2 separate regions of the Mus musculus genome follow, and region 1 is linked to region 2. Evidence: chromatin loops called from intact Hi-C (ENCODE). Cell type or tissue: gastrocnemius. All regions are shown on one strand. Each heading gives the region's core, and the rest is flanking DNA. Links, peaks and the distances in the headings are about the cores only. Region 1 holds the start of Rps13 (ribosomal protein S13). Region 2 has its middle 48 kb from the start of Gm46018.

What was found. A loop is a pair of places that touch in the nucleus more often than their neighbours do. Peaks named below come from ENCODE experiments on the same cell type or tissue, not always from the same donor. Only the 100,000 strongest peaks of a DNase experiment are listed, where the experiment ranks them.
Region 1: it touches region 2 in a loop (2.6-fold over the local background); 12 of 42 quality-filtered maps call a loop at or near these places.

Annotation. Positions count from the first base shown.
Region 1 is chr7:116,328,195-116,343,186 of GRCm38, forward strand. Rps13 (ribosomal protein S13) reads right to left here and starts at 5,996. Exons shown (of 6, transcript NM_026533.3): 1 at 5,891-5,996; 2 at 5,706-5,754; 3 at 5,502-5,580; 4 at 4,735-4,904; 5 at 4,185-4,285; 6 at 3,313-3,389. The coding sequence starts at 5,913. The coding sequence ends at 3,356. It overlaps Pik3c2a (phosphatidylinositol-4-phosphate 3-kinase catalytic subunit type 2 alpha), which reads right to left. Exons shown (of 33, transcript NM_011083.2): 29 at 14,781-14,898; 30 at 14,617-14,689; 31 at 14,168-14,277; 32 at 13,958-14,083; 33 at 9,082-12,029. The coding sequence ends at 11,847. Snord14a (small nucleolar RNA, C/D box 14A) reads right to left here and starts at 5,063; the gene lies at 4,977-5,063. Gm10589 (a long non-coding RNA gene) reads left to right here and starts at 5,975. Exons shown (of 2, transcript XR_869889.2): 1 at 5,975-6,088. In gastrocnemius, for the core only: a CTCF peak has its summit at 8,122 (motif pointing right); DNase peaks (open chromatin) are centred at 6,009 and 8,132; H3K4me3 peaks cover 2,318 bases; H3K27ac peaks cover 2,374 bases.
Region 2 is chr7:116,602,756-116,617,747 of GRCm38, forward strand. No RefSeq gene overlaps it. Among named protein-coding and RNA genes, the nearest start is that of Gm46018, 48 kb to the right of the region's middle. In gastrocnemius, for the core only: a CTCF peak has its summit at 5,904 (motif pointing left); DNase peaks (open chromatin) are centred at 3,701, 4,191, 5,851 and 7,447; H3K4me3 peaks cover 1,192 bases; H3K27ac peaks cover 1,128 bases.

The DNA.
Region 1 (14,992 bases), core at 4,740-12,739, 270 kb before region 2:
GCACTGTCTATCAGGTAGACAGCATACCTCTGCACTTAAAGGGAAGTAAAACAGAAAATTATCAAGATTAAAAGATAACATTGAAACCTGCAAGGGAATAAGATGGAAATGAATAAATAGTAAAAAGAAAACTAGAGGGACCAGAAAGTCTAATGTGCAAATAAGCCCTGAAAAAGAGAATTGAAAATGGGGGTGCCGGGCTTGGTGGTGCATGCCGTTAATCCCAGCACTCGGGAGGCAGAGGCAGGCAGATTTCTGAGTTCAAGGCCAGCCTGGTCTACAGAGTGAGTTCCAGGACAGCCAGGGCTATACAGAGAAACCCTGTCTCAAAAAAATAAAAAAAAAAAAAAAAAAGAAAGAAAAGAAAAAGAGAATGGGGTTGGTAAAGCTGTCAAAGGAGTAATTCAAGGTTTCCCACAGCAGCAGGGCAGCAGTGGGCTGAAAGGGTACGGAGCACCCTGCAGACCAAATGAAAACTAAAAGCTGGGTATTACTGCAGCTCGTGCACTGCTGGGCAGTGAGTCCTAAGAGCAGAGGAGGCGACCTGAGCGGGTTTGAAGCTAGAAGACCGACAGCTGACTTCACAGCAACACCAATCTCTTCCTGCTCCTAAGTCAGGAACAATTAACACCAAGACGGTTTTTACAGAAAGTTATTTCCAATCTAGACTTTTTTTCATTTCTCTGTCAATCAACAGAGAGGCTGAAAAGAACTGTCTCCTAGTCTTAATCATTTCCACTATGCAGAGTTCAGGGCCAGCCATGGCTATACAGAGAGACCCTGTCTCAAAACATGAGACATTGTCTTGTCCTGTGCAGCGGTTAAGCACTTTAGAGTATCTTGAAAGCGCTGAGTTACTAACCGAGACTGGAGGTTAGCTTATGACTTCTATTTTACAGTTTTAGGGGGGAATCAGAACGACTCACAGGAGTGGATTCTCACCTTCCAGCACGTGGTACCCAGACCGGGACTGCATGGCAAGTGCACTTACCCATCAGGCAGCCTCACCAGCTCCGCCCTGAGAAAGTCAAGGGCATGGTTTTTTTGTTTTTTTTTCGAGACCGGGTTTCCCTGAACAGCCCTGGCTGTCCTGGAACTCACTTTGTAGACCAGGCTGGCCTCGAACTCAGAAATCCACCTGCCCCTGCCTCCCAAGGGAGGTGGTTTTTTTGTTGTTTTTTGAGACAGGTTTCTCTGTATAGGTCTGGCTGTCCTGGAACTCACTTTGTAGACCAGGCTGGCCTCAGAACTCAGAAATCCGCCTGCTTCTGCCTCCAGAGTGCTGGGATTAAAGGCACCAAGCCCGGCCCCGAGTGAGGTTTTTTTTTTTTTTTTTTTTTTTTTAAGATTTTTATGTGAGTACACTGTTGTTCTCTTTCAGACACACCAGAAAAGAGATCAGATCCCATTACAGATGGTTGGGAGCCACCATGTGGTTGCTGGGATTTGAACTCAGGACCTCTGGAAGAGCAGTCAGTGCTATTAACCACCGAGCCATCTCTCAGTCCTGGCAGTTATTTTTTTAAAAATTAAAAAAAAAGAAAAACTCCATGTCTGTGTTAAGTACATGTCCAGAGAGCCCAGCAGAAGTTATCCAATCCCCTGGAACTGCAGGCAGGTGGTGTGAGTGCCTGACAGGATTGCTAGGAACCAAACTCTTGCAAATGATCAATTTCAGAGACATCATCCAGCCCGGGTTTCACCGACCTTTTTGAGAAAGGGTCTTGCTATGATCAGGCCTGTCTGTCTCTGGTTTATGACTATAAATGCTACAGTGAACCCAGCACTCCTATGTGGGATGGAGAGTGGAGGAAGCACAGTCAGCCAGCTCAAAGGCCAGCTAGCAGGACTCAGTGCAGGGCAAGAACCAAGGCGGGTGAGGATCCCTAAAGCTAGCTGTCCACCATAGACACACTGCGGTGTGCATATGCCCACACTCAAGAGCAAGACAAACTGTTACAAGCTTACTAAAAGCCAGTGAATCCTTCATTCCAATGTAGAATAAAGCACATGCCAGAGATACAAACCTTGGTAATGGTGGTCTTCATGAACCTGGAACTATTATAAAAATAGATCATTTCAAGTGTTGTCTAAGGCATGTAGCAGATACAGGTCACTTTCCTTCAAAAGGAAGACAACTGAAGAAAACATGAAAATTTTAGATTCTCACTCGAACAGATTTGGACAAATTGTGGACCTGCTGTTTCCATGGGTCGGAGATGTAACCAAGAATATGAAATGCTTTTTAAAGTAAAATGTACCTAACTGGGAGAGGCACATGCCTTTAATGCCAGAACTCAGTACACAGGCAAGTTTCTAAACTTAGCCAGCCTGCTAACAATCGTCAATATGCAGGTAAAGCAAACAGCATTGGAAAACGCATGGTTTTGAGAAAGGGTTACACTGTGTAGCCCTGACCTCAGTCAGCCTGATGCCCAAATATAGGACTAACATGCTACATACCTTTTAACCCCCTTGCCCTTGCTATCTCACCCAATAGCACTGTATCCCCACATTTCTGCAGGTTAAAATCCTTATAACCAGTCATATATCACAGTATCCAGACCTTCATCCCATTCTGTTACTAGGATGAGTTTTTACATACTTGTGTACACTCGCCATATTTTAAATTCACGAAGTTTCTTTCCACCAGCACCGTAACCTGCCAAACCCTATCATCAGCCCTGAGACAATTACTTCAGTGTAGCATCATTACTGTCTAGGCAACATGGCAGACTTCACACAAATACAATCTCTAAGGGTCGGGCTCTTTTTGAAAGTGGGAGTTTGGCCAGGCAGTGGTGGCACACACCTTAAATCCCAGCACTTGGGAGACAGAGGCAGGCGGATTTCTGAGTTCAAGGCCAGCCTAGTCTACAGAGTTCCAGGATAGCCACAGTTGCAAAGAGAAACCCTGTTTCGAGAAAGGAAAAAAAAAAAAAAGGAGTTGGAGTTTGATCCATCCTGTTGACCAGACTACATGACTGTGATGCAGCCAAAGTAATTCACTCCTCAATTGGAATGTACGGACTTCAGCTTTCCTTAAGACACCCCTAGGAAGACAGAATCCACTCAGTCAACAATGCTATACTCATTAACACCTCACACATTTTAAACACTGAATACAAGAGAACTCAAACTTTCACAACTTCCTAGTGTCTTACAGTTCTCCTACATGTTGATAGTAACAACCCACCAACCTTTGTACCAGCTGGACTAGTAGTTTAAGTGGCCAGGGAAACCACCCACTAAACAGATGCCAAACACTCCCAAACACATGCAGCAGCCACGCAGAAAGAACCACAAAACACCAAGTTACTCAAAGTGATTTTATTGCTTGTGCACACAACAGCATTTATGCCACTAGAGCAGAGGCTGTGGATGACTCACTGGGGGGAAAAAAAGAGAGAGAAACTGGGATTAGTACCGGACTTCAGGACCCATCAACTCTCTTGGTGACTGGAGCTATCCCCAAACCGCTACAATACCCAATTGCATACAATGCATCAAACTAAGCCCTAAGTTTAAGCATGAGGATGGACAGGCTCATTCTCAGCCAGACGTCTAAGGCCAAATCTAAGTGGCCAAATGGTGGAAAGATCAACCTATCTGCCATAAACAGTCAATGTCTGTATGCTTATCATAGCGAACAAGTCATGAAACAAACAAAAGGGGGGGATTTCATTCATAGTTTAATCAGCATCTATCAACTATGACCCTCTTCTTACCTTTAGAAGGACCCCCCCCCCCCCCAAGCATCATAAACCAACCAGTTCTGGCTGTCCTGGAAGTAACTGTGTAGACTAGGCCAGCCTCAAATGCAGAGACCTGCTTGCCTCTAGGTAACATTTCTTCCTTCCTTTCTTTTTCTTTTGGTTTTTCGAGACAGGGTTTCTCTGTGTAGCCTTGGCTGTCCTGGAACTCACTTTGTAGACTAGGCTAGCCTTGAACTCAGAAATCTGCCTGCCTCTGCCTCCTGAGTGCTGGGATTGAAGGCGTGCGCCACCATGCCTGGCTTAGGTAACATTTCAAGAGAACACTGTCATGTGATTATATATCATCCATGCAAGCTTCCCCACTACTATGACAGAGATGAACTGACACTTAGCCAAAAAGGCAAAATGCCTACCACTATTCATTATTTACCATCTAGCTGATTTGCCAACCAAAAACCATATACTTACTATTTCCAATTAGGTGGGAGCACCCGCTTAGTCTTATAGTATCGAGCCAATCGGTGAATTCTGCTCTCTATCAGAATCAGGCGGAATTTAGCATCCTTATCCTAGAAATAAAAGAGATTTAAGAAAACCACCAACAAGTAAAGAAACTAAATAGCTTCTATGGTTAGGTTAAGTTCTTAGGGCAATTTTTTTAAGGAGGCAGGGTATCTTATTATTATACAGAATAAGTTGGTTGTCTTACAATGTGTTAGACCAGGCTGGTCTCAAACTCCAACAATTAAGGGCATGCATCACCAAATCCACAGAGGCAATTTAAACTCCTAGAATAAGGCCCATAGCCACAAACCTACACAAAAGCCCCAGCACCTGGGACCAACTGGATGTAATAGTTTAGGGGAGCTAAAAATCAAACCACCTATTTCTAGGAAACTATCATGTTGACTATTAGCCAGCACCCAGAACCACCTGAGAGGACTCAAGTGCGTTCTCCCCTCTGAAGATCCGCAGCGCAAGTGTCTCGACACAACACCTGGTTTGTTGTCCGCCTTACCTTTCTGTTCCTCTCAAGGTGCTTTCGGACAGCAACAGCTTTCTTAATCAAATGGTAGAGATCCTCGGGGAGGTCAGGGGCAAGGCCTTTGGACTTGAGGATTCTCAAGATTTTATTTCCAGTCACAAAACGGACCTGGGCCACCCCGTGTGAGTCCCTCAGGATTACACCTGAAAAGAGAAACACACTCAAGCACACACACATGCGATAAAACCCTAACAGCCAAACTCCAAATTTCCAGCTCACTCAGACATCCAAGGAAGGTCAACCCAACATGGAAAGTCCTTCTGGTGGAAACTGCGAATGTTGGAACACCATCATCACTGTGAGCTTGCCAGAATACATCTGACCAGAGGAAACAATGTGACTTCTACCTTTATATTTAGTATTAACTTAAAAGCAGCCCAACATTTATTTGTACCTATCTTTAAAACTGCATGTTATTGCTTTTAAACCTCAAATTACTTCAGATCAGCTGAGCCCATTTCACATGATTTTTTCTGCATATTTCTAGCGAACTTTTTATATCCTAAAGAGGATATTTTCCTCCGATGAGCAGTTATTCCCAGACTCAGAAGCCAAGCTACCAGAAACGAGTTATTTCCCATTTGTACAAAGTCAGAGCAGCTTAGAATCAATTCAGTTAGATGTGACTCAATCCCAGACAGCCCTTGCTCCGCTGTGGAAGCAGGAGGAACCTTTTTAACATACGGACTAGACACATTTGTTTCTCGAGAGCAGAAGGAAGAGATTACATCAACACTCACCTATCTGGGAGGGAGTCAGGCCTTTCTTGGCCAATTTGTAAATCTGTTCCTTCACGTCGTCAGACGTCAACTTCAGCCACTACAGATGGAAGAGAAATCGGCCTTAGGATGAGAGAGCACGGCGGCAACCTTCCACTTCGGGTCCCATCCTCCCGCGCACCGATCGCTTCCCACGCCGCCCTCCAACCCTCAGCCTCTACTCACCGTGGGGACGCTACGGCGGTAGGGCAGCGCCGACTGGGACAGGCCCTTCCTGAAAACAGAAGATAGGAAGTAAAGCGGCGGCCCGCGCCCCAAGCAGCCCCACTGTCCCTTCACCCGCAGCCCGCATCCTCCTCTCTCAGCCCCGCGCCCCAGCCCCGCAACCAAGGTCGGCGCCGCGGGCTCACCCGGGAGCGTGCATGCGACCCATGATGGCGGAGGTCTGGCAGCAAAGAGAGAACGAGGTAGGAAACGGCACAGGAAATCAAGCCGCACAGGAAGTGACGCCACTCACCGACGTTTGCTCTCGCGCGGGGGCGGGGCTACATAGTGTGGCCACCGGAGCCCGGGAGACTACGCGTCCCAGAAGGCATGGCGGCGAGGCGGTAAGTGTATGGCTGGGTTGCTACGCCTTGAACTCTTGTCTCTAGTCTTGCTCTTAGCCAGAGCAGCAAGTCTGTCTCTAACATCTCTTCGGAAGTCGCATCTGAGGGGACCTAGGGCGTGCTCGAGTCCTGGGCTGAAGGATTTGGATAAGCTGCGGGTTTCTCAGGGCTCCCTCTGCAGCCCCGAACTCGTGCGGTGTGGGATGATCGCAAAGCCTAGGTGCAGCCGGCGCTTCTCTCTAGATCGTTAATTCTAGGCTTCCGAGCCCCGCCCGGGTCTGTCCTCCTGTCTGCGCGCCTTTTCTACACAGGTCGGAGCGCAGAACCGCTCACCCCCGTCGGAGAAGAGTTGGGAACGAGGAAAGAAGCTTCGAGAAGATGAGGGGGAAAGGGACTACCCCGGGAGTTGGTCTTTTAAGGATGTCCTAGTCCGGTTCACCACAGAGCGTTCGAAGAATGGGTGAATATAACAATTTATTGTAAATGCAACAAAAAACAACAAAGACATGGACCCAAGAAACTCAGATCTACAAGACCCTGTTGACAAGTGAAGCGTGAGAGGTTTGAAACAGTACTGAAATACTGATCCAGTTTTCTTTTTTGTTGTGTTTGAGACCGGGTCCCTCAATGTAGTTTTGGTTGTTCAGGAACTCGCCTTGTAGACCAGGCTTGCTTCAAACACACGTTAAGTCTTTCTGCCTCTGTCTCTTAAAAAAATGCTGAAATGATGATGAAAGGTTTGAGCCATCATGCCCAGCTGCGTTCTTTTAACCCATTACTAGTTGAATTACGTTTTCCAAAACATTGGGAACTTGAACCAAATTTGTATTTATTTCCTGGCAAAGTTGTATTTGATTAATTAACCAGATTCACACTTTTAGCCCAGATATGTGATCCGAACATCAAGCTTGGCTTCAATTCGCAATCCCTAAGCAAGAATACTTCATTTCACTCTAACACATTTGTCCGAATACAAATTTAGGGTTCAATAGTCTTTCTCATTTCCACGAGTCACTCCAACACATCTCACCACAGAAACGTATCAAATACTTCATTGTTTCCACGGGTACCCCAATCCTATCCATCATCTCTCAGGCAGCTTAAGTGGTGTCCCATTATGTATACAATCCATTGTCTGCCTAGTGGTTAGTGGTCTCTTTGTAAATCCCTCTAAATTGTGTGTGTTAAAGATTGATTTATTGATTTATTTATTTAATATAAGTACACTGTAGCTGTCTTCAGACACTCCAGAAGAGGGCATCAGAACCCATTATAGATGGTTGTGAGCCACCATGTGGTTGCTGGGAATTGAACTCAGGACCTCTGGAAGATCTAAATTGTTTTTAAAGACTTTTACTGTGTGAATATGGGGTAAGAGGATAACCTTGTGTAGTCTTTTCATCTTTTTACCTGGCTTTGAATATCAAACTAGAGTTGTCAGTGCACAGCAAGCACTTTTGGCTACTGAGCCATCTCAGGGGCTCTCTTTTTATATTTTCTCCATGTATTTGAAATAAAACCCAAGTCCCTGGCCTCATGTCCTTCCACTTTGCCCTTATTTCTACTCATTCCAAGCACATTTTTTTTTTTCCTTTTTGGCTTTTGAGACAGGTTTCTCTGAATAACCCTGGCTGACCTGGTAGACCAGGCTGGCCTCAAACTCAGAAATTCACCTGCCTCTGCCTCCCAAGTGCTGGGATTAAAGGCACCAAGCACATTTCTTTTTTTTTTTTTTTTAAAGATTTATTATTTATTATATGTAAGTACACTGTAGCTGTCTTCAGACACTCCAGAAGAGGGAGTCAGATCTCGTAAGGGATGGTTGTGAGCCACCATGTGGTTGCTGGGATTTGAACTCCGGACCTTCGGAAGAGCAGTGGGGTGCTCTTACCTGCTGAGCCATCTCACCAGCCCCACCAAGCACATTTCTAATCCTATACATAGTAACATGTCTACCTGGAAAAAAATTAATATACTTTTAAAGATGTGTGTCTGTGTGTCTTGTCTGTCTTGGCATCACAGTACCTGCAGTGCCCATGGAGGCCAGTAGAGGGTATCAGATATTTTGGAACTGGAGTTAACAGAAAATTCTTAGTTGCTACATGGATGTTTGAAACTGAAACCAAGTCCTCTGCAAGACCAGTAAGAGCTCTTAACCCCTTAGCCTTCTCTCTAGCCACCCCCCCCCTTTTAAAATTACTTGTTTATACAGCTGTGCAAGCTGAGTGCAGTGCCCAGAGGCCAGAAGACGATATTGGGTAAGAACTAGAGTAATAAGCACTTGTACTTTGTACTGGGAACCAAACTCTAGTCTTCTACAACAGAAAGCCATTGTAGCACTAAGCCATCTCTCTAGCCCACTACCTGCAATAGTTTGAACTCTAGTACCGGCAAACAGCTTGGCACTCAGGCAAAACTCAGTTATTTCAAAGGATAAGCTTACATAAGCCATCTCTCTCTCTGAAGATTTTGGGAGCCAGAGGCTTTTTATTTAATGTATGAATGCTCTGCTGCATATAAATCTGCCCACTGGAAGAAGTCATCAGATCCTCTAGTAGATGGTTGTGAGCCACCATGTGGTTGCTGGGAATTGAATTCAAGACCTCTGGAAGAGTAGCTAGTGCCCTTAGCCGCTTAGCCATCTCAACAGCCCCTTAATTGTCCTTTCAAGGTCTTTATACTGGTTTTTTTTTTTCCAAATTATTAGAATGGTTAGAGAGCCAGTCTTGTGCTCATAATCCAGAATAAAGGTATGGTGTTAATTTGCACTTCCGAATGTGGCTAAGTGAACTTTCACAGACCAAGAACCATGCCTACAGAATTCACATCTCAGGAAATGATAGGCTGTAGCAGATTATCTAGACCTTCAAAGAATCACATTCAAATTCAGGATAAATTTTACAAACTCCTGGGTAAGATGCAATAATTATTAAAGTTTAAAACCAAAATACTGAATCAAGAAGGAAGGAAATGACAGCCAAGTTCCTTTATTTCAGAAATATTTTAATTGTAGTATAGTTATGAAGTCACATTTAATTCAATGAATATATTCCAAGTATTAATAAAAATATTATACATCTTAACTCACTATGCTGATATAATTAAAGCATTTTCTTCTTACAGGCGACACTAGTAATCACATGTATGTTTGCATTGCTGGTGAACAGCGTGTAAGTAAATGTGTATCATAATAGCAGGTCTTCAGTGTTTGTTTAAATCTGAGTTATCAAAAGTGAATTTTTTTAAATGTTACAATTCATGAGTCTTAGAAAGAATTAAACAATTTAAGGCAAGATTTTGAACTTTATATACAACTTTAATTTGAAAAAAAAGTACTTAAAAAAGATACACATGCTTTAACAACTCATTCCCATAAACACAGTAATATAAAGCATTGGTGCCAGTCTCATTGGATTCCTCAGAGAAAACAGGTTCTTGGGATGAGCGATCATCTTCAGATCCTAGAGCACTGGCAAGAACAAAGAATTCTGGCACAGGACTTGTATGTAGCAGACTTATTTTTACTTGAAGGTAGTTATAAATATGATATACATAAACATTAGTGTCTTGGCCTGTCTAGCGTTCTCGTTTTCCGATGTATTTTAAGGTGACTGTTAAGAAGCTCTAGAAGCCAGCTGACTATGGTGACTGCAGCCGCAGTGCACAGAGGCTACGTTCTTCCTCCCTATCACTGTTTTTTTGGTATGGGCTGAAGATTAGCATTTTACAAAGAAATAACTTACATTAAAATATATGTATTCTAATGACCAAAGAAGGCACAAATTGAGTAAAATTAAGAGACAGTATCACCTTTTGAATTCTTGTTAACTATACAGTATTACTTATAATATATACTTTTAGATATTAATCAGATTTCTTGTCACTGAAGTGACATTACATTTTTAATTCTGTTTCTGCTAAGATACACGGTAACAGATCACAAAAAGGTCCACGAGTCCAGTCAATGACGACCTTTTACAAACAGCATTTTTTTAAGTCTGGGTGACCCATGGAATGGAATTAGGTTTCTCTCAAAAGAAAAAAAATATTCTAGTGCTACTTACATCTGCAAAACTATTTAAGGAAATGTTAATTGTGGAAAAAGCAAACAACGGTGCTTAGATCTTCATTTCAATTATCAAGTAGACAACACAGTTTAATATAAAAAATTCACATACTCATACAGGTTTCCCTACAAATGGACCATAGTGTTAGGCACCAAATATTTCAAGTTTTGATTTTTTTTAAAAAATGTATTCCAATGATAACACTCTTAACTCTTAATTTAACTCTGTAAGCATCATCATTTCTGTCAATCACTTTGTACAGTTCATAAAAATTTTATTCTAGCGAACTGAATCCGATTGTCCTTTCTTGGTACCCTTCATTAAGTAGTTTGTCAGTTTTCTCTTAACTACCAAATTTGCTACATCTCTATTACCTTTCTAAAAATATTTGAACTTCTAACCAAGAAATTTATTATATATACATGTTTATCAAAACTAAACAAAATTATGTCTGAAATGGGGAATAAAAATGAATCTTTTTTTATTTTTTGAGACAGGGTTTCTCTGTGTAGCCTTGGCTGTCCTGGAACTCACTCTGTAGACCAGGCTGGCCTCGAACTCAGAAATCCGCCTGCCTCTGCCTCCCAAGTGCCGGGATTAAAGGCGTGTGCTACCATGCCTGGCTTTAAAAATGAATCTTATTCTTAATGGCTACTCCACAGTAACTTCACACTTCTCTCTTGCAATTTTCATTTCAGTATATTACAGAAAATAATTCTTTCATGTGAATGTACAATGTTTCCAAATACAGGACAGTTTACACAACACCTTCCATAAATGTCTAAATTAAACTCCTTATCCTGCCTGAGCACGTTACCAAACAAAATAGGGAATAAGGCTGAACAATTTCCATTTGTTTAATGAGGGAGTAAAGTATAAATACATGGAAGTGAAACTCCAATTTCAGTTCACACCCTTACAAATGATAATGGAATGATAGAATTTAGAATACTAATTTTGAATATCAATCTCATTCAATTACGGGGCAATAAACATTAAGTTAAATAGCTTAATAGTGAAAACAACCAGAAGTAGAGGAAATAGTATTTCTGTGGAGAAACCATTAGTAAATGTGCATGACTTGCTGTCCTCAGTAAGGTGAAAATGCATGAAAACTACTTGCTCTTTAATCAGAAGTAGAGTGCCAGTGAAGCATGTAGTTAAGTAAGGCACTGTTATTTACAACTTCAGTCATTGGCACTTACTCTGAAAAGGCTTTAACAATGAATAAAAATCGTATTTTTTTCTATTCTATAAACGACTTAGTAGTTCTCAGCATTCTGACTACTATTTGTGCTTTGCGTTTCAGCCTGTTGAGTAGCAGCTGCATCTTTCCTTTGGTGTCTGTGAACATACACAGTGGTAAAGGCTGTGAGGTGCATAACAAAAAACAATTTGCTGTGTCTGTGTAGGAAGAGTACAGACAAGGTGACCAAAATGACACAGTATTATGTCAAAGTCTTTTTCAGGACTTAGTATATATTAAGTTTGGGATTGGTAGCACTCAACAAAATAACTTTGAAATAGCAATGGCTTCTATAAAAGTTAGTCATATGACTGACAGTTGGTCCAACATGTTAAGTTTATAATTTCTGCCAAAGTATGAAATTATACAAAGTTCCCAAGTGTGTGTATGTGCGCATGCGCACACATTTATAACTCCTTGTTTCCAAAGCTCAGAAGTCGGAAGTTTATAGATACGTTGCCGCAGTCAGCTGATACCACTTAACTGTCTCTTTGCTCAAGTTGAAATCTTTCAGTGGCAGGGTTATTCCACCCAAGAAGAAATTCTCCCGCAGTGATTCTGCACTGAGTACACTCAGTTGAAGTTCTCTCTGCCTCAGAGTTTCTTTGCTGTATCCACTATATACAAGCTAGAGGAGGGGAAAAAGGATAAGGATTGGTTTCTTGGAATCTTTTCAACAAAATGTAAGACATCAGTCAAAAAGTGATGCAATGAATGGCACTGACTAGAGCAGCAGAAGCATGCTTTTAACTTCTGGTCTGTCAGTGTTTAACTCAGACACTGGGTAAAGTAGGACCAATCACTGTCAAAAAACAGATCCCCAAACTCTCAGTCATGGTTTCTGTGAGCTGGAGTGACGGGGAAAGAAAAAGAAATTACCTGGTGATTACCTTAAGGTGATCTAATCGCTGGAGAAAAAAAAAGAGGATAGATGGAAAGCAAGTTTGATAATATAATTTTAAAATTATCTTCCAAAAACAGATTAAAATTCCATTTTCTTCTTTCTTTTTTTTTTTTGGTTTTTGAGACAGGGTTTCTCTGTATAGCCCTGGCTGTCCTGGAACTCACTGTGTAGACCAGGCTGGCCTGGAACTCAGAAATCTGCCTGCCTCTGCCTCCCGAGTGCTGAGATTAAAGGCGTGCGCCACCACACCCGGCTAAAATTCCATTTTCTTTAAATGCAGGAAATGGTAACTTCTTAGTCATAAGAAGATACAAACACACAGTGAAAGTGCAGTTCTCAGCAGATCTGCAGTGCTCAAAGCTACTGTTACTTCAAATCTTCATCACAACACTCAAATTTTTTACTTTTCCACAGAGCTTTACAGTAAGTTCTGAGAAATGCTCTAGTTCGTCTTATTGTCTGACTAAAACAACCACATGGACGCTTGCATCTTACTGTCTTGACAGGGCAACATCAACTATTGGATTAACTAGTGGAAAAGCCACTAAACACCCCACTGCTATTTTACAAGAGTAATACCAAGTGTTCTTTGGTAAACATTACATGCATTTTTAAAGAGTGAATGATCTTCTATAGGTAGGTGTCTGTGAGTGAGAGTGAGAGACAGAGACAAAGTCTTCTAATTGATAGCCCAGGCTGACCTTCAATTTACATTATAATCTTACTACTTCAGCCCTCTAAAGAGCTATGAGTACTGGAATTTACCACCCCATCTGGCTTTTTACTCTTCAAACTTTATTCATTAAATTTAAAAAAAATCATGTATATTCATACATGTGTAGGTGCCTAAGGAAGCCAGAGGATGTCAGATCCCCTAGAACTGGAGTCAAAGGCAGTTTGAAGTTCTCTGATATAGGCACTTGGGCTGAACTTGGGTCCTCTGAAAGTAAGTGTTTGTAAGTGCTGAACCATTTCTTTAGTCACATGCTTGGTGATAATCTTGATAAAAGTTCAAGTTGTCTTCCAATCTCTGACCAGACATTTTTTGTGTGGATGAAATGCTAAGATACATAAATAATATGTCTACCTGAAAAATACTTAAGGGAGCAAACTGGGGGAATTTTAGCAGGTTTTAACTGATCTGCTAGTTGGCGATGAGTATCTCAGCAACAGTTGTACTCAATACTGTTCAGCTCACGTGGGTTTTTTTTTTTGTTTTGTTTGTTTTGTTTTGTTTTGTTTGTCTTTTTGTTTTTCGAGACAGGGTTTCTCTGTGTAGTCCTGGCTGTCCTAGAACTCCCTCTGTAAACCAGGCTGGCCTCGAACTCAGAAATCCACCTGCCTCTGCCTCCCGAGTGCTGGGATTAAAGGTGTGCACCACCACATCGGGCTTTTTTTTTTTTTTTAAAGAGGACCTGGGTTCAATTCTCATCAGCTACAGGCAGTTCACAGCTGCCTGTATGTAACTCCAGTTCCAGAGAAACCAGCACCACCTTCCGGCCTCTGTGTGTTCCACACACATCCATTGCACTTACATACATGGCAGCAAAACACTAAATACACATAAAAACAAGTAAACCTTACAGAAATAAAAGCATTGAAATCTGAAAACAACTACTCTTCGAAATTTTTAGAAATGAAGCTTAGCTTACCATTTCATTGAATGTTGGGTTCCTAGTTTTACGTGAAATTTTGGTTTTACGTTTTGACGTTTTGTGGGTATCTGGAAGCAGGTATGTTTTGACATAGGGATTTGGGTCAGCCCCATCTTCAGTCACCTATAAAGAAAAGCAGTCTCTTTATAGTGGTGCTTCCTACCGAGGTACAAATTTACTCTACAGTCAGCATTTGTCACCACTCACAAGATCTTTGATGTGCATCACCATGATGAAGAGGGTGCCATTTCGGTAAGAAACAGATAACTTCACTGCTCCTCCTATTTGGCCCAGAGTTGGGCTGAAGGGAACTGCACCTGAAAACAGAAATACTTTCCTCTTTATCTCAATGTGCCTGAAATGGCTCACACTTCAGCAAAAAGAACTGCTGCATGAGGGCACGGTGAGAGGCAGCAGATAGGAAAAGTAGATCTCATGCCATGCAATCCCCTCTTCAGACCTCTGCAGGCATGTGTATGGTATACATGAATACATTCAGGCAAAATATTCATACACATAAAATCTTTAAATTAAAAAAAAAAAAAAGGAAGGAAGAGCTGATTTCTGGCCTCCACACACATGTATCCACACATCCACCTCTACCCCATCACAAAAGTCATCAATTATCAACCAGGAGGAAATAAGTATAAGCTCACCTGCAGACCTAGCTATTCCTTCAGCTTTCTCATCACGAAGTAAAGGGTGGAAAAAAGTACAAACAAGATCACACTAAGATTGAAGAGAAAAAAGGCTCATTAGTTAACTATTATATAACACAAAGTAGACTACGTTATATTTACTTCTTAGATTGGAAAGTCACCTCTGCTACATCTGTTGATGCATTCATCAAACTCTGTAAATAACTGTTTAATTCAATTTTCCTCTTGGCTGCAACATCTTTTATGTGTGTTCTTCCAAGAACCATCCTATTAGGAAAGCTACAAAAGAAAAACAAAAACATGATTTAAATTATTTTATCAGAAAGCATTTGGAGACTCATGAACAGCACTTACTTAGAAATATACTTTGTTA
Region 2 (14,992 bases), core at 2,727-10,726:
CCTCTCAGGGGTCAATGGACTCCATCCAGGTAAGTACCCTTCTTAACCAACAGCCCAAGTGCCTAGTTCACCTAGTCTTCTCCACCTGGTGCCTACTAGTCCAGAGGGCAGGATTCATTCCTGATTGCCTGGTTTTGGGACTCTCCTCCCCCAACTGCCAAGACCATGTACACCTAATCAATTTTTCTCCCTCTAACCTACTTAACTTTATTTCCTGCCTCTAAGATGTATGTGTGTTTCAGCATCCTGCCAAGTCCAGGTGTTTACTCAAAATCTGCATCCAGGACAGCTCCAGAGAAGCAACCCACAGGCTACAGGGGGCAGAGAAGGACAGAAAGAGGGTACTGGGCTCCCCTCACAGACCGCTCTGACTGGGGCTGCACATTCCTAGCAGCAGATGGTCCAACAGTTCCTGGACAGCAGTGAGACAGCCACTTGTCCCAGGATTTGCCCAGCACCCCAATTATCAAAGATGACATCACCCCCAGTCAGCAGCAAGTAGTCTAAAGAACATGACCTCACTCCTGCCTCAAAGATGACATCACCCCCAGTCAGCAGCAAGTAGTCTAAAGAACATGACCTCACTCCTGCCTCGCCATCGCCCCTTCCCAGTTCCTCATTTTTACAAAAACAAAAAGGGAAGAATGTTAGCTTATCGGTGGTGCCTCCCAGGGATCTACCAACAGTTTATGTCATCACCAGTCACCAGGTGTAGGCTTAGATTTCTTAAACCTACTTTTAATAAGGTCTCTCAAGTGCTTTGAACCCCCCTTCTAGCCCACCATCTAAAGGCAGGGGAGAAAAGAAGAGGGCGTGGACCTGTTTAGAAGTAGTTTCTTGGGACAATTCCAATCTCCGTTTGTCAGGATACCAGGAGTCCAGTTCAGTAGTGTCAGGATATCAAACATGAATCAGCAGCAGTGACACAATCCAGCAGAATAGCTAGGCCTCTGCCCAACTGGCTTGAGTCAGTGGGAGTGACCAGGACCAGCCAAGATGCCAGGAGAAGTTCTCAGCTGCAACTCTTTCAACAAAGTGAGGATCAGCGAAGATGAAGACCAACAAACTGTTGCAAAGCTATCTATGCAAGCACCTGGTCATTGTTTGTTGAATCCTACTTATACTGTCTTCAAACCTCACGTGTCCTCCACAGGTCTTGCCTCAGCAAAACACCATGTGAGTTGGCCTCACCAGATGAGTTTGCATCACATGACCCAACCAGAAACTTCCACTTCAGCCAGGCGTGGGTGGTGCACCAGGTAGCTTATAAAAGATTGCTTGCTACCCCACTCTCTTTCTCCTCTCTCTTTCACTCTCTTTCTCTCTCCATTCCCATGTGTTCCCAGCTGGCCTCTCTTACTCTCTTTCTGTCCTTCTCTGCCCCCACACCCCCTTTCTCTGCCCTCACGAGTCTGTCCCTACTCCCCTCCATTACCCCAAATAACCCCCCTTATACCTGATCTGTTGGACGGTGTGATTTCTCAGGGGGTGCCTTGGCATAGACCTGCCAGGTACCCCTATCTGCCTGCCACTGAGTTATATTTCATAGCACTCAGAGTGCCTGCTGTCCTGTGCTGGGCCTCTCCAAATCCTTGGCTTGGCCCTAGTGTTGTGGCATATCCTTATGGTTCCTTGGCTCTGTAGCATATCTTAGGTGTTGAAACCCAGTTGATAGGCATCCAGGTGGAGGGTCTTTCTGAGTTTTCTGGCTCCTGGTCTTCATCAGGGTGTCTTCAGGATATCAAGGCAAGTCAGAGGAGGAACGGGTGGCTTGACTGAACATTCAGAGGGCCATGCAATATCTTGCTGTGCCCTGAACAGGGTAATATTGGATCTTGTCAGACACCCCCATCCCCCACTCCCAGACTGAGATCCCCAGAACCAGGATAGAACCAGAAACAAGAGAGACAGATGTCACAGAGAACTATAACTTACCTGGGGAACCTTCCATATAAAAGAAGTTTGTTGTCTCCTTTTTGAACATGGCTGTTCACTCTGGAAGTTCATAGATATTGGGTTTCAGACCTGAGACAAGGGGTTGAGGTATATATTTTACATACCAAAGCAGACCTGGCCTGCAGGTCCTCCCAGCATCTCTCAGTCCCAATCTGACGACATTCCCTGCCCTCTTTCCAGTCCAGGAGCTGGGCATGCCCACACCCAGAAGCTCTTTCCTATATAATTCAGACATTTTGAAGTCCCCTTCTTCCCTTCCCTTCCCTTCCCTTCCCTTCCCTTCCCTTCCCTTCCCTTCCCTCCCCTCCCCTCCCCCCCTCCCCCCCCCACACATGTTTTGTCTTTCTCCTCCCCTCTATTTCCCTTCCCGTAGAGACTCTTCCCCCACCCCATCCCTGCAGCCTAGTTCACTGGGACCCATGAATCTGCCTGGGAGTGGCTTCCCAATAAACCTGCCTTTATATACTCTAATCTTGCTTGAATTGGTTCATTTCACCAGCAGAGAATAACGTATCAGTAGGACTGGAGTCATGTACCTCCTGCTGGCTCTCTGACTCCAGGAAGGTCCCAGGGCGAAGGGCCTGGCTTCAGAATTTGGGTGGATGGTCTGATCTCTCTGGGAAGCTCCAAATGTTAAACCTGAATATGTGAGGGGAAAGAACAAAACCACATCTGTTGGACTAAAGCTAGTGTTATTTTAGAGGCGCACCAGGGACTGGCCAGCTGGCTGTCTCACCTTAAGTCCAGATTTGAGAGAACAACTTCTTTCTGGCTTTAAGAAACAGCTATAAGTGGGTTTATAGGGGAGGGATAATTGGCTGTTGGAAAAAATATATTTAATGAACGGTAAGAATAAAAGCAAGGATGTGTATCATGCAGCGGGGAGTTATGTAGTGTGGGGTAGAGGCGGTCATGGGTATAGATTAAGGTTTCTTGAAACCATATTTTGTAAGGCAAAGGCCAATCACACATCCTGGGGTCCTGAGTTCAGTATAGGTTGAAAAGCATGATTTTCAGGGTACATTAGGTTCAGGAAACAGAAACTTATTCTTGTAAGGGATGGAGATGGAACAGTTCGGCTCTTTAACTACAATGTGGCTTCCCAGTTTCACAGCGTCTATGTGCTGAGTTTCATGGCCTGAAGAGGACTTTGATCATGGTGTCAGTTGTACAAAGGTCTGGGAATCTGTTCCAGGGCAGCCATAGCTGAATCGGAAGGCTGGCACAAAGGGCATCTCAGTTTCTTGAGGAGTAAAGGAGATGGTGGCACCTAGAAGCTCTCAGCTTAAAAGTGGGAAAGGGCAGTCTGGAGCCACCAGGAAGGAACAGGTCACCTGTCTGTGGCCCAGACTGACCGCTCTTTTAGGTCCAAGGTGATCACCTTTAATGGTGTTGTGTTGTTACATCTCTGTAGTAGTATTGTGTACTGTGTACTGGCATCTTTGTAGTAGTAGGTAGCCCCATTGGATTTTTAAAACCAGAAATGTCTGCCCCAGCATCTATAAAAGTAGTGGCCATGGGTTCTTGGAGCCTTCCTTCTGATTCTCTTCCTGTAATACCCTTGTGGTTGGGCCATTGCTTTGGGATAGTTTGGCCGTTCTTCCAACGTCTCCTTTCCTTACAATGTGCACATTGACCCCTTTCCAGTGTGGTTCTTTCCATCTTTTTGTTTTTGAGGCTCCTCCGTTGGACATGAGCAGTAGAGTCTCAAATGAGCTGACTGGAAGGCAGCCAGCACATATGCTGCCTGCCAGCCCATGGTCGGTCAGCATCCAAGGCAGCCTGCCTGCCTCTCAGTGTCCTGGTTATCTGGACACTTCGATGAGCTGAGACGTATCCATCCCTACAAAGCTTGCTAGCCTTTGGAGTTTGTACTGATGTCTGGAGTTGACTGAATGACAAAGGCCAAATCTAATGCCCTAGCATTTTCCAGAGACAGTGGATCAAAAGAGGTGTAAATTCAGAAAGCAGCTTGGAATATTTTTTCTGGGTTCTAAAGAACCCCAATAGTTGTAGACAAGTTCGTGAATATGCATTAGGGTCCCAATCCAGGCGCCTTGATGGGAAAGGTGTGTCAAAAGTGACTAGCTCTTCAACATCAACTACCAAAAAAAAAAAAAAAAAAAAAAAAAAAGCCTTCTTGCCTCTTCCCCAGTATGTTTCCCCTTTTGGAAGCAAACAGGGTCAGATGGAGTTGTTGGCAATCGTTCCAAATGGGGCGATGGATGCAGAGAACAGCATCCAGCAGGACAATTAGGCCTGGGACTTATCCAGAAAAGGTGGGAGGGGGTCCTGGGTCTTCCAATTATACAGATTTGAAGTAGAGGAAAGAACAGAGGTCGGGAAAGGGCGATGACCCTCCTCTAAATAGCTACTCTGTGCCCCAGGAGGGCACAGCATCTCCACCAATGGAACAACAGAAGCTGGGGTCTGAGTAGAGTCTGGGGCATGGTGGGACCTCAAGTGGAAAGCCAATGGTGGAGAAGGTGGTGTGGGAGGGGGAGGTTGGGGAATTGGATGTCTCCACCAGGAGGGAAGTAAAAGAGTGTATAGATCCAGAAGGGGAAGTGGGTGAAGGGGTGGGGGCAGGGGTGGATAGAGTGGGGTGGGACAGGATGGGAAGGAGGGGCCTGAGGTGTGTGTGTGTGTGTGTGTGTGTGTGTGTGTGTGTGTGAATCTGGAAGAGGTAGAGGACACGGAGAAGATGGCCTGAGGTGGGCTTGGGAGAGTGGGGGGTGGGGGGGTGGGGGGGGAAAGCCTTGGTTTCTTAAGGTGTCAGGATAGGTGTTGGGAGACAAGTGACAAGGAATTTTTTAGAGACCAAATTAGTAGATTTTCTCAGCTAAGGAAATAAGTCAATTCAAGCGGAATTAGAAGTAAAAAAGGGCAGGTTTATTTGGGAACGACTCCCATGCGAGTTTGCCAGCCTCAGTGGGTGAGACCGGAAAAAGTCTTGGGCAGGCTGTGACAGGGAAGTTTTTTATGGATTGTAGGCGAAGGATAATCACGTGTCTGCTACACGCTGGGCTTGTGCCCTGTTGTGGTCATCTTTTGGGGGGGGGGAAGGGGGGCTTAGGTGGCTGGCGACTTCAGGGGCGGGGTTGGGACAGCTGTCAGGAACTGGGCTTGGGTGCCTTTCTTCTGCTCAGAGGCTTTCCGGAGTGGGGGTTGGAGAGAGGGAGGGATCGAGTTTACTGACTTGGGGGTGGTGGTGGTAGGGATAGGGAGATGGGTGAGGGGGCAAGCTGGAGGCTCCAACTGAACACAGAACAGCAGAATAATCCCTAGAAGCAAACTGTTTAAGCTGAACAGGTGGGTTTAAACTAGAGCCCCACTGATCAATATAAGCTGCCTGATCAGGACGCGTGGGGGCCGATGAAACCTTGAGCCAGACTGCCTTCACGATAGCGTTGTCCAGGGAACTGGTAGATGGTCATTTCACTTCAGAAGAGGAGCAGTTAATCTCAAAGTAAGTGCGCAGCCTTTCTTTTCCCATATTCCTCCGCAGCTCCTTGGGAGAAATTTTTTTTTTAGCGCATACACCAAAGGGGTGAGAATTTCGAGTCGATGGTCCTCAACTTAATTGACTAAAGGAAGTTCTATTATGACCAAGTTAAATGAGAGAAGACCCCACTAAACACCTGCCACAGCTCCCTTGTTGGTGGGACTCATCGAAACTCCACGTGTAGTAGGGACAGTTGACTCCAGGATCGGATTGGTATGGCTGGAATTTCCCTCTGTCCTGGAGAGGAAAGACTACCCGCCCCCCATCCCACTCCACCCCACCCCAACCCCAAAAAACAAAAAACAAAAAGACGAATGATTGAGTGCCACCTAGTGGCAGAATCCAGAACAAACAGCCGTAGACTCTCCAAGGATCAAAAAAAAAAAAAAAAAAAAAAAAAAAGCACGTAGGGGCTGCCACCTAGTGGCACAATGCGGAAAACCCGGCAGAATCAGCTTTAGCTCCACTTTTCTTCTGGGGAGGCAAGAGCCAGGAGGCAGGGTGGAAGGGTGGATAGAGGGGAGGACAGGACTATTAATTAAGGACTCAGAACTCCTAATTTGCTTAATCAGAGTGGTTGTCAGTAATTATCTCAGGTACATAATTACATTGGAGGTATCAGGGAGATTCCCCTGGCTCCGTGAGGAGCCGTATTCCTGGCCAGGCAGAGGTGGTGGTGGTGGTGGTGGGGTGGTAGTGAGGGGGCCGGCCCTGACAAATTTTCCAGGGCCGCCCTCCTCGCAGTGAGTCTGGAGAGATATTTTCCCAAACAGGAAGACAGAGTCCTCTTAACACTCTCAAGAGTACTGAATTAAGTTCTGGGTACTGAATTAAATTCTGTTTCTGGTTTCTAGTTCCGGTTGATGGAAGGGGAGACTTCTGGCTAAGGAGACACCCCAAAGAAAGGGCTTCTTTTCCAGATCAGGGATTTAGGTCCAAAGAAGACCCAGTTCTTTTGGAAGCCCTCTTCCTGATTTAGTCCTCCTACACTAAACTAGCATGCCAGTAGTAGGGTTACCCTGTATTCTGGTTATACCTCTTATGAGAGATCTGGTTTTGGGATTGCTGAGTGAATGTTTGGCCAACTGTGTAAATAATGTAAATGATTAAATGCATGACAAGAAAGTTTGACCCAGGTAGTTGTAGTTGTTTGATTTTGTCACTGGTGGTTCTGTTTTGTCTCCTCGTCCTATTTGTCTCCAATCCTCTTGGTCTCTGAGAAATGTCTTGGTGCCCAACTTCAGGGATTTAGCATTTTAAAAGGCAAAACCACAGAGATGTATCAAAGTTCCACCAGGGTCAGAGTAATCCTCCAGCATTCACTCCTGGCAGAGCGCAGCAGTTATTTTAGACCGAACTTGGTGATTATTTTTGTAAATACTTCTGTAAATACTAGGAGTCAAGGTCATGGAAATCTCAAATGTGCTGCCGAGGCGGATATAACCGAGGCAGGAGTGGGGCAAAGGGCTGAGAATTATCAAAGCAAACACAAAATGGAGTCAGAACAGGATGCCATTGCCTTAGCCATTTCAAAGCAAATGTCAGGTCCCGTCTACTCAAGGCCAGAGGTTCACAAAGTGGATTGACCCTAAATGTGTCTACCACAATTGGGTCTAACTATCAGGAGCTGAGTAAATTCAGGGACCATGGCTAACACACACACAAGCTTCAACGTGTTTATGATTATTGATGCGGGAGATACTTGGAGCTAATGTCTGTAGGGAGTGGTATGCCTAGGACCATCTCTTCCAGGACATGTCCTTGAGAGCAGCCCTCCCATGACTTGAATCTTGCCTTTGATAGGAGAACTATTTTGAGAAACTCACCAGCAAAACAGAGCCCAGAGTATTCCGGGCAGCTGCTCCCAGACTCCAGGCGAACGATATTGGCTCAACCCTGAAATGGGACTCGTTTCAAGGGGACGGTTCCTTCCTTCTGGATTGAGCAGATGCTGCAGCGGAGGACATGTGTCCACTCAGAGCAAGGTTGAGAGAATCAAATTAATTTCTTTTATGACCCGAGGCGAGTTTGAAATTGGCTCTTGCGAGATGAAAAACGAACTGTGGAGCCTCTCGTGAGGCTTCTGCTCCCCTCAGCCTTAGCAGCCTCTTCCTGCTTGTCAGGGCTTCGGCAAGTTAATTGGGGTGGGAGGCAGCAATCTGGTGCCATGCCACAATCCCCAAGCACTGCCTGTGGGAAGGACAACCAGGCAGCCCCCACTTAGGTACTGGCACTGGGGTAGGTTTTAATGATGTCATGGAAAGGAACCATGGATTTACAGTAGCACCAAAAAGGAGTAAAACTTGTGTCTGTGTAATCCTGTAACTGGTTATATGTAGAGGGTGTGTTCCTCTGATCCTTGACCTGTGGTGATGAGGGTCTGACCTCCCGTTTGGACAGCATGCTGGAACTAGAATAACCATATACTACTCTAGCTTGCTGAAACTCTTCCATCTGTATATCTACTGTCCAGGTTTGGCTATCTCAAAAGCATTCCGTCTTGGGCAATGAAAGTATAATAGTTGGCCTAACCCAGGGTCCTCAGCCTTAGGGCTGTTGACACTTTGATCTGGTGTTCTGAATAGTTTTATGTCAACTTCACACATGCTAGAGTCATATGGGAAGAAGGAACCATAACTGGGAAATGGGCCCGTGGGCCAGCCTGTGGTGTATTTTCTTGACTGATGATCAATGTAGGAGGGCCCAGCTCACTATGGATGCTGCTACCCCTGGGCATGTGGTCCTGGTTGCTATAAGAAAGCAACTGGCTGAGCAAGTCAGTAAACAATGCTCTTCCATGGTTTCTGCATCAGTTTCTGTCTTATGTGTGTACCCTGCCTTTACTCAGTGACAGAGTATGACTGGAGAGTTGTAAGCTGAAATAACACCCTTCTTCTTCAAGTTGTTCTTGGTCATAGTAGAAACTCCAACAAACATGGGTGGCTAATCTTTCTCCTCCTCTTCCTCCTCCTCCTTTCTTCCTTTTCCTCTTCCTCTTCCTCCTCCTTCCTCTTCTGTGTATCTACCCTCTAGGGGGTTTTGGATATGGAAACTCGGGGCTTTTTTCCCACTGAGCCATTTTACAACCCCCCCAACCCCTCACAAATTATTAAGTTTACATGAGTTTGTGGAAGTCTGGGCCCAGTACCCAGTGTCCAGTAGGCATTTAATAAGTGGTAACTGGACTCGCCCCTTCTGAAACTGTCCATGGTCAGCGTGATGAATCTGTGTGTTTTTTCTGAGCTCCATACTCCTTTCAGGAGAAGCTTATACTGCCTGTGGTTGTAAGGGACTGCCAGGCACAGTCTCCAACTCCTACGTCCCCTGACAGGCTGCAGCATGACCCAGGTGCTGTCTTGTGGGGATCCATGCTTTTAGGAGAGCGCCTCTGGACTGTGAGTGGTTACAGTCCGCCCACTTTCTGCCCCTCCAACCCCGTACTTCTCCATTTTGAGTGAACATTCAGATGTGGATTGTGGTCCAGAAAGTTCTGAGACTCCACTGAGACACAGACACGTGTGTTACTAGGTAGCAGACTCTACATGGAGCAGGATTTCTAAAACACCCAGATCTCCACCATTCAACTCAAGAGCTTTGCAATGAGGCAGGTAGCCCCATGAAGGCCAATGAGATCCTGACTTAAAGAGGTGGGGCCTGGGCAGTAGGGGCTTTGAAGCCTGGTGACTGATCTGCGGCCATGCTGGAGATCTATTGCTGTAGAGGGCATCTTCAATCTGGCCTTCCTGAATTATGAGATCATCATCATCATCATCATCATCATCATCATCATCATCATCATCATCTGATGTGAATTACACCCACCTGTTCGCTTGTAATTGACAGGATTTTCCACTGGCCTAGAACTTGCTGATTTAGTTAGGCTGGCTGGCCAGGAAGCCACAGGGGTAATATTTAGTAACACATTAGGAGCATCATTTCCAAGACACAGTAAGTTAAGTGGCTGCCTCCAGTGCCCCAGCTCCCCACAGGGAGGCACTGAAGAATTCCTGTCTGAGCAGAGAGTCTGTTCCAGGGCCTGTGTCTGTCCTCATGCAACCCTTAGTCAATGGATGTCGATCTTCATCTCCCCGGTGCCAGAATTACAGGTACACAAAACATAGCAAGACTCTATTTAAAAGCATGTTTATTTCTGTTTTATGTGTATGGGTTTGCTTGTGTGCCCATAGAAACCAGGAGAGGGTGTTAGATCACCTGGAACTGCAGTTATAGGTGTTTGTGAGCTACCGAGAGGATGATGGGAATTGAACCCAGGTCCTCTGCAAGATCAGCCAGTGCCCTTAATTGCAGAGCCACCTCTCTAACCCCTGCATGCTGGGCTTTTTATGTGAGATCTGGGAATTGAACTTGGGTCCTGATTCTTGGGCTCTACTGACAGAGTCACCTCCACAGTCCAAATGCTTTTATTGTTTAAGATTTCTGTTGCTTGTAACCTAAGAATCCTAGTAGAGAAGGCAGCACAATCAAGGCTCTTTTCAATACGTCTGGCCTCTCCATTCTGGATCTTTCTGTCACATTCCCCCTCCCTGAGATGAAGTTTCAGTTTTGTTTTTGTTTTTGTTTTTGTTTTTGTTTTTGTTTTTTTCTTGTTTTGAGACAGGCCTTGCTGGCCCTCAACTTCAGATCCTGTAGAGCCAGGCTCCTGAGCACTAGGATCCACAATTACATCTCCATGGCTGACCTAAGGGATTTTAATCTGGTTGGGTGGTGCAGTAGGGAATGTCCCCTCACTCTTTTCCCTTCAAGGTGTCTGGAGGCAGCTTCTCTCTAGGAATACTTTCTTCTCTCCTTAGTCCCAGGCCTGGTTTGGGTGCATGACAGCTTCACTGGTGTTTGACAAGCCACGCCAACTGACAGGAGTGTGAACCAGCCTCTCTCACCTGTCAGGTGGTGACAATGGGTGCTGATGGTCTGCAGCAGGCAGAGCTGCTAGCAGCTGCTGGATGGCCGTCTTTCTGTCTAAGGCAGACTGCTTGGATACTTTTGCAACTCAGGTACAGCCAGAGTATGGGTCCCTGAACCTGGCGCATCCATCCAGTGGAGCAGATGCCTCCCATTCAAATTGGGCCTTTTTAACCTGGGCCAGTTGACCATGACCCCAGAGAGTCTTCCCAGGAAAACTCTAAGCAAAGCAGCTGTACCTCTGTCCAGATGTCTCTCTTTTCCTCCATTCTCTCTGCTTGGATGGCTGCCTCACCTGTAGAGTTGGTTAAGCCCCTAAACAGGCAGGGCTGACATTTAGTCACACTTCCAAGATACAGTAAGCTAAGTGGCTGCTCCCATGCCTGTCACCAGTGCCCCAGCTCCCCACAGCGAGGCACTGAGGAGTTCCTGTCTGAGCAGGGATGCAGCTCTGGAGCTTGTGTCTGTCCTCATCCAACCTTTAGACAGTGTTAAAGGTGGGATGTTTCCTGGTTCCTTAGCTGCAGCTCTGGGAAATAGGCTGAGCGTGGCAGGGCCAGCCTGAAAGGCTCAGAAGCCAGACCCAGGGCTGCTTGCCTTTGGGGAGAGGGCCTGGATATTGGGGAGGGGTTGGGGCAGAAGTTTGCTCTTCCTTTCTGCCTATCTTGACCATGTGCTTGTATTGCTGAAAAAAAGAAAAAAAAAAAAGAGAAAAGGAAATAAAAGACATCTTGAAAAAGATAAGAAGCGGAGAAGAAAAACTACCTACACTCTGGAAAAAACTTTTATCAACAGCAGATCACTGGAAGCTTGTATTAGTTCTATGGTCATTTTATACACTACTGGTTAATTCATTGTGTGTGTGTGTGTGTGTGTGTGTGTGTGTGTGTGTGTGTGGTCGTAGACCCTGTTCTATTGCTGTGAAGAGACACCATGGCAGCTCTTATAAAGAAAACATTTAGTGGAATCTTGCTTACAGTTTTAGAGCTTTAGTCCATTATCATCATGGTGGGGAGCATGGTGGAAGGCAGGCTTGGTGATGGAGAAGTAGCTGAGAGGTACATCCTGTTCTGCAAGGATATATATATATATATATATATATATATATATAGAGAGAGAGAGAGAGAGAGAGAGAGAGAAACTGGGGCCTGACATGGGCTTTTGAAACTTCAAAGTTCACCCTGCCCAGTGGCATATTTCCTCAAACAAGGCCACCACGCCTCCTAGTCCTTCTAATTCTATCAGAGTTTCACCCATGGTGATTAAGTATTCAACTATATGAGCCTATGAGGGCCATTGTTATTCAACCACCACAAGTGTGTTCAGATATCCAGGTTTATGTGTGCTTGCATGAAGGAAGGCCAGAGGTCAACCTACGATGTCATTCCTCAGGATCATCCACTTGTTTGTTTGTTTGTTTGTTTGCTTGTTTTTTGAGACAGGATATCTCTCTGGGACCTGGGGCTCAGCAAGTATGTGAGGCTGGCTGGCCAGAGATTCCTGGGGATCTTCCTGTCCCTGCTTTTCTAGCATGGGGATTATAGGAACACCACACCATGCCCACTTCTTACATAGATCCTGAAACTCAAACTCAGAACGCTCTGTGTGTGTGTGTGTGTGTGTGTGCGCAAAACACCTTACCATCAGAGCCATTTCCACAGCCTTCTTATTTACCTTTAATTCTTACTAAAAACCAGAAGTGGTGGTACATGCCTGCAAACCCAGTACTCGGAGGGTTGAGGTAGAAGGGTTGCTGTGAGTTGAAGGCCAACCTGGGCTGTACAGAGATCCCATCTCAAAAATCTCAATACTAACAACAGCAACAGCAGCAGCAACAACAATAATGTGGTTCTTTGAGTGAATGTGGCCCCCATAGACTCATAGGGAGTGGCATTATTGGATGTATAGCCTTATTGAAGTAGGTGTGGCCTTGTTGGAGGAAGCATGTCACAGGGGGTGGACTTTGAGGTCTCAGAAGTTCAAGGTAGTCCCAGCGTCACTCACTCTTCCTTCTGCCTGCTGAGCTAGATTACCTCTTGTATTCTTATCTAGCACCGTGTCTGCCCGTGTGCTGCCATGTTTCCAGCCATGACAATGGACTAAGCCTCTGAAACTGTAAGCCAGCCTCAGTTCACAATATTTCCTTATTAAGAGTTGCCATGGTCATGGTATCTCTTCACAGCACTAAAACCCCAACACTGATGATGATGACGGTAATGTCCCACTACAATCATAAATAACCAATTTCTTGGTTTTAGTACCAAAATTTCTATATTCCTGGAAACTCGTCAGCTTCAGGCCAAACAATGGATGGTTACATACTGTCAATCTGAGACAAGGTTATCCAAAGGCATCCTACAGAGTAGAGGCTTGCTAAGAGCCAGGAGGCTGGCTAATGGTAGATAGTTAATTAAGGACATGGTTCAACAGTGGGTACAGTTAGTTAGGAGCGACATAGCTATTGAAGTTAATGGTAGAATCTGGGCTCAGTAACACTGAATGCTGGAGAATCCAGCACTCTGAGGTTGAGGAGATGGCTTAGTGGTTAAGATGCTTGCTGTACAAATAGAAGGATTGGAGTTTGAGTTCCCCAATCCCATATACATGGTGGACATGGCAGAGATAGGGGATTCCCCAGAGCCAGTTGGTTAGCTAGAGTAGCCACATTGTTTGACTGAGAGAACTTGCCTCCATGAATAAGGTTATAGAGCCATAGAGGATGACCCTGACACCAACCTGGGGCCACCACATGCACGGGCACCCCCACATATGCCTACGTGAGCAAGCATACATATAAAAATGGAAAAATAGATAAAAGTGAACTCCCCACCCCCTGCAAAGAACCCTGAACCTCATTCCCCACTCCACATCATATGAACTCTAAGAGATGAGGTAGCTGCTGTTCAACCCTGTGTTTATGGCAGGAATCTTGGCTCTGGTATAGCTAAATACCCTTCCCAAGGTCACACTGTGAGTTAGTTTTGTGCTTCCCACGGATGAGAGTCAGAATAGATTTATGCCACAGCAGGGACCCATTAGGAGATCTGCCAGTTGGCTTAGGATCATGGCTGGCATCTCCTGGAGGAGGAGGCTGGCTGGCACAGGCCAATGGGTATCTGGGGCTGGGGGCTGCTTCTTAGAATTTATATACACAGTAGTAGTAGTAGTAGTAGTAGTAGTAGCAGCAGCAGCAGCAGCAGTGGCGGCGGCAGCAGTAGCCTGGGGCAAAACAACCTAAACAAACTTTTTGAGGATGCTTTGGACTTAATCCCAGCAGCTTGGTAAGATAAATAAGATAAAGCTGGTGTGCCTCTAAGGTTGGGCGATCCTGTTGCTATTACACTTGAAATATTCATGAGAGGCAGGGAAGGATGGGAAGACAGCTCTAGAAACATATTGGGCTTTGAAAAGATGGAATTCAAAGGCATGAAAAATGAATTTCGGGAAATTAATGTTGGGGTGGGGAGAAGGGGTGGGCTGATGGGGTGGGGAGAAGGGGTGGGCATAATGATTGCCCAGAAGCAACAGGGAAGGATCTGGGCAGGTGCGTATCAGACTGGACTATGCTCAGAATTTTTCATCAGGCCTGGAATATTTGAAATGTCAGTCGTCTCATACATCACTGGAAGCCAACCCTTGGCTGCATAGTGGATGATTCTAGCAAGGATTAAGTAGTGTGCTGGCAGGCGCACGGACCGGGGAGGGTGCGGCTGGGCAGGACAGGGGAGACAGACGGGAGAGCTGAGAAGTGAACTCACCTCTGGAAGAGCTGTCAGTGCTCTTAACCACTGAGCCATCTCTCTAGCCCTCTCTAGTTTGCTTTCGGTTGTGGTTTCTGTTGCTGGGATAAAACAGTGACCAACACCAACATGGAGAGGGAAAGGCTTATTTGGTGTACAGGCTATTGTCTATCATCGAGGGACACCAAGACAGGAACTTGAGGAAGGAGCCTGAAGGCAGGAGTTGAAAGCAGAGACCGTGGAGGACCCATGCTTACTGGCTTACATCCAGGCTCTTGTTCAGTCTCCTTCCTTACACAGCCCAGGCTCACAGTGGGCTGTGTTGTTCTGCATCAATTAGCAGTTAAGAGAACAACACCCCACAGATATGCCCACAGATGGAGGTCGTTCCTCAACTGGGGTCCCCTCTTCCCAGGCATGTCAAGTTGACAACCCAGATTACCAATGCAGAGGCAGTGAGTCCAGAGGCTGTTCCCCCTGTTATTTTCTGCAACAGTGTCTCTCATTGGCTGGGAGCTGGCTGATGGTGCTGGGCTGGCTGGGGCAGTGAGTCCCAGGCATTCTCCCGCCTCCACCTCGACTTTTGAATGTGGGTTCTGTCTCTGCAGCACTTTGACTGGGCCATTCTCTAAACCTGGCTTTGCTGGACATGTCTTCCATGTCTCCAAAGCTCAGTTTCTCGCCTTGTAAAAGGCTCTCAGGCTGGATACCGCCCCAGTCAACCTCACAGCAGATTTCATGATTGTGATGGTTATTCTTCATTGTCAACTTGACCACATCTGGAATTAACTAATAACCAAGTGGCTGGGTACACTTGTGAGGGTTTTTTTTTTTTTTTCTTAGTTAAATAATCTGAAGGAAGGCCCATTTT